Regions from separate parts of the Homo sapiens genome. Here region 2 is linked to region 1. Evidence: read pairs that join two places in POLR2A ChIA-PET (ENCODE). Cell type or tissue: endothelial cell of umbilical vein. All regions are shown on one strand.

What was found. Peaks named below come from ENCODE experiments on the same cell type or tissue, not always from the same donor. Only the 100,000 strongest peaks of a DNase experiment are listed, where the experiment ranks them.
Region 2: POLR2A ChIA-PET joins it to region 1 with 7 read pairs; 2 of 35 experiments call an interaction of 5 or more read pairs at or near these places.

The regions. Positions count from the first base shown.
Region 1 is chr2:102,302,962-102,306,961 of GRCh38, reverse strand. No RefSeq gene overlaps it. Among named protein-coding and RNA genes, the nearest start is that of IL1RL1, 6.6 kb to the left of the region's middle. In endothelial cell of umbilical vein, no CTCF peak of the experiment used is centred here; DNase peaks (open chromatin) are centred at 1,781, 2,201 and 2,421; H3K27ac peaks cover 2,893 bases.
Region 2 is chr2:102,128,883-102,132,882 of GRCh38, reverse strand. It overlaps a transcript of IL1R1 not described here. Among named protein-coding and RNA genes, the nearest start is that of IL1R1, 12 kb to the left of the region's middle. In endothelial cell of umbilical vein, no CTCF peak of the experiment used is centred here; no DNase peak of the experiment used is centred here.

The sequences.
Region 1 (4,000 bases):
GGAGAATTCGTTTTAACCAGAAAATTCTAATCAAGCCTAATACATAGCCAGAAACTTTACCTTCTTTTAAGACTAGCCCTGTGTGTCTTTACCGCACCCCTCACTCAGAATGCTTGTTCTCATGAGATTTAACAGGAAGCAAAAACTCAACCTTATTTTATGGTTACACCATATCATGTGCATTCAGATCTTTCATGATTCCATAATGGGTAAAAAACCTTCCTGTGTTCAGAAGTTAAATTGGCTGTTTTTTATTTTACTGAGGCAGTTAGCCTTAATAATTGGCTCCTATTTGTCTGAATATGAACTGTAGGGATCAAAGACTTTGCTGAATTCATTCTCTTTCTTGTCCACTCTTTAAGAAATTAGAAATTAAACAAGGCATGAAAGCTAGTGTGTTTCACTCTTCCCCCTTACTCCTATTCCAAAGTTCAGAAAAAGTCTATGTTTAGTTAAGAGTTAACAGAGGTGCTTGATTTTGAGTTTGTGGAATAGAAGTTATGTTAAAGCCACATGTTCACCCGGAAGAAAAAAAATAATTTTGGTAAAAAATTAGATTTTTATATTCTCTCTCTCTCTCTCTCTCTCACACACACACACAATTGCCCCTTCCTTCCTCATCATTCTTTTGCTTATTAAGCAAAAAAAGTTTACTCAATTTTTTCTATAAAACACATTTAGATCTTTCCACATTTTAACAGGATTCACATGTCCCCCACCAGCCTTGAATAGTTTAAGCAAAAGAATGAGCAACTGGGTAGCTAGAAATTGTGAGTTGTCAACAAATTACCTTTAATAGCTGTGGCAGGCAGCCTCCAAGATGGCCCCCTGATCTCTGCATCCTGGTGTTTATATCCTTGTGTAGTCTTTTCCCTCACTGTACCAGGTCAGGTCTATGTCATCAATATAATATGGAATAAGTGATCACGTGCCATTTCCAAGATTAGGTTATGTAAGGCATCCTGTACTTGTCTGGGACTCTGTCTCTTGAATCACCCCCTCTGAGAGAAGCCATCTCGAGGGCAGCCCCAGAGAGTGCTCCACACAGACAGGTCCTGAAGCCTCCTGCCAACAGCCACATGAGTGACCCTAGCAGCAAGTCCCTCAGTTGCAGTCAAGTCTTCCGAGATGAAAAAGTGTAGTCAACAGCTTGACCACAACTTCATGAGCACCCCCGAGGCAGAATCACCAAGCTAGGTCACTGTCAGATTCCTGACCCTCAGGAACCATGTGAGATAATAAAGGTTTACTGTTTAAGCTGATAAATTTTAGAGTACTTTGTTATGGCACTATAGATCCCTAATAGTTGATAGAAAATGAAGTTATACTATATTCTTTGTGGATCTAACAACAAATACGTAGAAGTCAGGGGTACTTGCTAGTAAGAAATGACTTGATCTCCATGGGTTTTTTTTTTTTTTGGTACTGTATTTCCCTTACATAGTAGTCAAAAATTCAACTGCTACTCCTACTCAGAAGGCCTTTTAGTGTCTGTGATGTCAGGAAGCCATTTCTCTTGTAACTCTGGAGTTTCTGTTATCAGAGGAAACGTCCGATCTTACAGATTGTTCCACAGATATTAAAAGCACCCTTTCCCTAGTCTGATCAGATAAAGTCTCTCCCTTCTACACGCTCATAATATTTATTCAACAGATCTTTGTTCATGGATCAGAAGGAAACACATTTGTTTTGTCAAGAAAGCAACATTTCACCACAATGTCCTCACAATCGAGGGTCTTCACCAAGTTACTACTGGTCAGCAGCAGCACCTAAGAGACCTCAGGGAGACAGATCTCTATGAACCCTGAGGGGACACTCAGCGTCCAGCTGGCAATAGCAGTTGTGATAGCAAAGGCAAGCATTTGTGAGAACAGTGGGTGAAGGACCCCTTGGCTGCAGTCCGTGCTTTGTGCAGACAGTCTTCTCTTTGATCACAAATGTTCCGATGATGCGACGCCTTCCTGCTGTAGTGGCTCTTGTGCCCTGAAATCTCAAACAAGCACTTTGCCTTATGACATGGTAAGAGCATAAAAGGAAAATCTGATCTGTAGGTTATGTTCTCAGTATTTTCCCTGTGTCATGGCTTTCATGCTTTGGTGTCTCAAATACCCTCTCTCCTTCTCCCATTGTAAGAACATGAGAGGAAAGGCTGATCTGTACATTGTGTTCTCATTCTTTCCTCCTGTTGAAACGTTGAAATAAATGTCAACATTTTCCTTCATGGCTGTATTTCTCCTAAAATCTAGAACTCTAGACACTTCTATCTGGGGCTGGTAAAAATTTAAAGATGTCCTTTGTTTTGCTGAAAGTACCCAGTCCTGTCAATATGCATGACAGAATATCTTCTGAGATCAAGTCCAGATATTTTGAAGCATTACAAGAAAATTTAGATTTAGGAGGGAAAGGAGATTAGGAAAGGGGGAGAAAAGGTGATTTCACAGGGACCACAGGCATGCGTTTTCAGGAAGGATTTTAGTCATCCACTTAAAATTGTTTTGCTTCAAAGTTATGTCCAGTTCTCTAGAAATTGATGACACATTTTTTAAAACAACAGCTTATTTCCCAAAGTACTTGTGTAACATGTAGCACATAAGATCTAACAGGCACTGCCCTTCAGTCTGAAGCACACAGCACCAGCGTAGTAGGGCACAAAAGTCACTTAAAAATTATTGATTTATATCAGTAATGCTCAGTTAATAAGTTTTAAAATGTATAGAATACTACAAATGAAAAAATTCTCATAACCTAATACTCAGAGATAATTATAGTCTAACATACCCACATATTTTCTGCTGGCCTTATTTCTTAGAGTGTATGTGGATATAATTGTGCAAGTATATATATATATCTATAGATAGATAGATAGATAGATAGATAGATAGATAGTTAGATATAATGTACAAATATTATATATACACAACAGAAAATGCAAAACTTCCCGAGAGACGCAAAAGAAAACAAGTGAATGAAGAGTCATGTCATGCTTCTAGAGAAGACTCAGTAATAAGATTCATAATGAACTTTTTTGAAGTTGACAAAATAATTCTAAAATTAAAGTGAAGAATAAAGGAAAATGGCAAAGCTAACTTCTCACTAAGTGCCGGTGTGTGCCACACACGGGTTCCACCCACACAATCATCATAATAAACTTATAATATAGGGACTACTATTACCCTTACTTTACAGATAAGAAAACTGAGCCATGCCAAAGTAAATAAATTTGCTGGGTCACATTGCCAGTCAGCTAAGAAGCTGGGATTTGAACCCAGGCACAATGAAAGTGAAGCCTGCACTATTATCCAAAATCTGCATTGCTTGTCAATTTTCCAGAAATACTGAAGATCAGTCAGGAAAATACGAAAAATAGTAAAAGATTAGGAGAACAGATGATTTCTCCTTGAGCCTACTGTTGTCCTACAGATATTCTCTTCTGAGCTTACTATTGTCCAATAAAGTTTCAGTAATTAAAATAAAATAGAACAGCCACAGGAGGAGACAGACAACTTATAAGAACAGGATAAAAAATGTAGAAACCAATGGAGCATTAACAGGAATATATCACAAGATTATCAACATGATGAAAAAGTCAGTATATCAAACCTGAAAGAAAGAATAGGCTTTAAATAAATGGTGTTATGACCATTTAATATTTAATTTAAGCATTACAAATGGTTTAATATTATCATTATAAAATATAAACATATACAAGTAAAGTTTAATCAGTAAGAAAATTAAATTCCAAATGTATTAGAGATTTAAAAGGAAAAAGAAAAAAGTTAAATCTGTAAGCAGATAGAATTAAGTATTTCTTTGGTAATGAGGTAGGAATAATATTGGCCTTCTAAACTCAATGATAGAGACAGAAATCATAATGTCAAAGACCAAATAAATCTAATCACATCTGAAAATACCATAAATAGAGGGCAAGCAAAAAACTGATGAAAATGTTACAAACACACACATACGCATACACATGCATGCACATGCACTCACACACTCA
Region 2 (4,000 bases), 170 kb after region 1:
GGTAGCTTGGGTCCTTCAAAGAATTTATCTATTTCATCTAAAAGTATATGTTTTATGCCTAATTTTGTTCCTAGTATTCCCTTATTATTCTTTTACTATTTGTGGTGTAGTATAGTGATATTACCTAGTTCCTACCATTGATTGTTCTGTCTTCTCTTTTTAATCCACAGTCAATCCAGCTAAAGGTTTATCAATTTTATTGATCTTCTCAAAGGTGTCATCAAATGACATCAAAGCTTTGGTGTCATTGATGTCCTTGATTGTATTTCTGTTTTCTATTTAGTTGCTTTCTGCTTTGATCTTTATTATGTCTTATCTTTTGCTTGTTTGGTGTGTAATTTATTCCTTTTTCTAGTTACTTAAGGTGGAGGCTATGGTCACCAATTTGACAATTTTCTTCTTTTTAAAACAGGTATTTAGTGCTAAAACTGTTCCTATAAATGATACTGTATCACCCTACATACAGGAACCCTAAAATAGTATAGTTTCATTTTCCCTTGCGTGACTTTTGTGCTATTTTGTCATTCATTTTACTTTTACATATCCTATAAACCTCACACTACATCATTATTACTTCTGTTTAAATAATTTTCATTTAAAGTCATTTAAATAATAATTTGGCATTTCTGGTGCTCTATCCTTTGGATAGATCCAGATCTCCATCTAGTATCCTTTTCCTTCTGTCTGAAGGATTTCCTCTAACATTTTTGTAGTGCAGGTCTGTTAGTGATTAATTCAGCTTTTATATATCTGAAATGGCTTTATTGTGTCTTTGTTTTTGAAAGATATTTTCACTGTGTATAAAATTCTTGGTTGACAATTTTTTCCTTTAGTATGTTAGAGATCATGCTCCAAACTCTTCTAGCTTGCATTGTTTCTATGAGGAATCTGCTACCATCTGTGTCACTGCTGTTTCTTGGTAGGCGTATTTTTTCCCTCAGGCTTCTAAGATTTTTTCTTTATCGCTGATTTTAAGAAATTTAATTATGATGAAATGATGTGTTTGTCCTCAAGTTTCTTAAGGTTCACTGAACTTCTTGGGTATGTGGGTTTGTAATTTTCAGTTCAGCTTGGAGAACTCCTGGCCATTATTTCTTCAAATATTTTTCCTGTCACTCCCTTTTTCCCTTGAGTGACTCCAATTACATGTGTATTTGGTGACTTGAAATTTTCCCACCGTTTCGTGATGCTCTGTTCTTTACTTGTTTGTTTTTCCTCCTCTGTGGTTTTTTTTTATAGTTTCTATTGTTATGTCTTTCGATTCACTGATCTATTCTTCTGCAATATCTAATCTGCTATTAATCTCATCCAGTCATTTTTTTTACCTCAGAAATTGTAGTTGTTATCTCTAGAAGTTAGACGCAGGCATTTTCACGTCTTTTGTTTCTCTACTTACCTCTGTGTTTATGGAATACAGTTATAAAAACTGTTTCCATGTCCTTGTCTGCTAATTCTAACATCTCTATTAGTTCTTGGTTGGTTTTGACTCATTTTCCTCTGCATTATTATCATCCTTATTTGCATACCTGGTAATTTTTTGGTTGAATGCCAAACATTGTGGATTTTAACTTGTTAGATGCTGAATATTTTTGTGTCTTAGGATGCATTTGAGTTATTGAGAATAGTTTGATTCTTTTGGATCTTGCTTTTAAGACTCGGCAGACAGGACCACAGCACCATTCACTCTAGGACTCATTTTATCCCACTTCTGAAGCTTGATGCTTCTGAGTCCTCTAACAAATCCCTATGAATTACGAGACTTTCCAGTCTGGCTGGTGAGAATAGGAATTATTCCTCCTCCTGTCCACTATTTCATCTAATCTTTTAGGGAGGCGCTTTTTCTGACTTTGGGTAGTCTTCTCACTGACTCTGCCTGGGTCACGCTTCCCTGTGCCATGGCCTGGAAACTCTCACATCAGTAAGCAGGAGAAGTCACAGGGCTTTGTTTTCTGCCTCTCAGGGATCACTATCCTTCCTTAGCTGATGTCCAATTCTTAAAAACCCTGGTTTTGCATATTTTGTAGAGTAATTTAGTTGTTTCTTATGAGAAAGTAAATCTAGGGCCTATTACTCAATCCTGGCTGGCATCAGAAATCTACTGACACAGTTTCTGAAGTTCATCAGTGAAGATGCCTGAGATTCTTTACACATGCCCACCCCCACCCTGCAAATTCTTTTTTAAACTTTGGTTGAAAAAGTTTTTGATATCTTTATAAAACATAACCAAGAATTAATACATTTTAGTCAAAACCAAGACTTTGGGGGAAGGAAGTAAACTGTGAACAATGTCAGATAAAGGACAGCCTGGCAGCTGTCAGGCCCTAGAGGCAGAGAGAGAAGTTAAGAGGCACCAGCCTGGATGGAAAACCTCCCAAGCTTGTGCCACCAAGAGTGAAAAGGAAAGAACAGCTGTCAAGGAAAGAGGAAAGATAAGAGTGAGGGAGACAGCTAAAGATCAAATCTACTATTTCCAGGGTTGCCAAACCTAAGAATTTTGCAAGAAGAATCATTAGCAATTGTGATTGCTTGAACACAGGCACCAGGAGGAAGCTGAGAGGGAATACTGAGAATGTTCAAAAACATTATTACCAAGAAAAAGATACGTTATATTATCAGTTCTCAAAGGTTCCTGAGATCCTTTCAGAGTCTTCAAGGTCAAAACTACTTTCATAATAATTCAAACATGGTATGTGTCTTTTTCATACACACGTACAGTGGACTTTTCCAGAGACCGCATGATGCAGAACTTCTCCAACATTGAATGCAGAAGCAGATATGAGAACTTATCTGTATTCTGTTGAGCAATGCATTAAAGAGATTTCCAGAACAATGTAAACAAAGTAAAAAAAGGTAATTCTTTTTGATACTTTCGTTTTTTAAAAATAATTGTTTTTATAAAAGAGATTTATGTTAACAGGCAATGAGTTTATCGGCATTTTTAAATAATTGTTAAAAATTTATTTTTTTAATTTCTCAGTTTTCATGTCTAATGTGCTTAATATCAATAGAATTAACCAGGTAGACAGAAGCTCTTTAAAGTTCTGAGAGTTTTTAAGAGTACGAAGGTGTCTTTAGACCGAAAGTTCAAGAACGTCTGCTCTACATAAAGCTTCTGCAGCCCTCTGAGACCACTGTGTAGTTCATGAAAGTGTCTACATAGGAGCAAGAAGAAAGGGCAGGCCAAGAGGTCAGAAGAGAGGGGCACCCTCGTCAACAGCTGCTTCACCCCTGACCCCGATTTCAAAGCAATACTTCACAGCACAGCAGCCCCTGTCAGGTTCACCATAAGGACCTACATCCTAAGTCATCATTGAGATTTGAACTGCTCCTTTAGGGGGTACAAATCCTGCCCTGAATTCCCCAACATCACCAATTCCCTTTCCAATTTACTGCACCGCAGCTTTCTTAACTGGTCATCTGACCTATGCTCAATAATTGGCCCTTATGTAGGAATGAAATTTCTAGATTTCAAGCACCTATCGGGTTCCTGACCATGATTTAGACACTTTAATAGGACATCACATTTAATGCTTATAACCATGAATGGTTTACTACTTTTCTTTGGGAAGGAGTTCTTGTTTTGGTTTTGTTGTTGTTGTTGTTGTTGTTGTTGTTGTTGTTGTTGTAGGTTTTTGGGGTTTCATTGTTGATTTCTTTTGTTTGTTTGTTGTTGAGACAAGGTCTCACTCTGTCACCCAGGCTGGAGTGCAGTAGCACCATCTTGGCTCACTGCAGCCTCAATCTCCTGGGCTCAAGTATTCCTCTCACCTCAGCCTCCCAAGTAGCTGGGACTACAGGCCTGGACCACCACACCCAGCTTATTTATTGTTTACTTTTTTATTCTTTAGAGACAGGGTCTTGCTATGTGGCCCAAGCTGGGCACAAACTCTCAGCCTCAAGTGATCTTCCTGTATCAGCCTCCCAAAACTATGGGATTACAGGAGTGAGCCACCACACTGGCTACTACTCTTGTTTTGTAGACAGCAACAGACATCCTAGA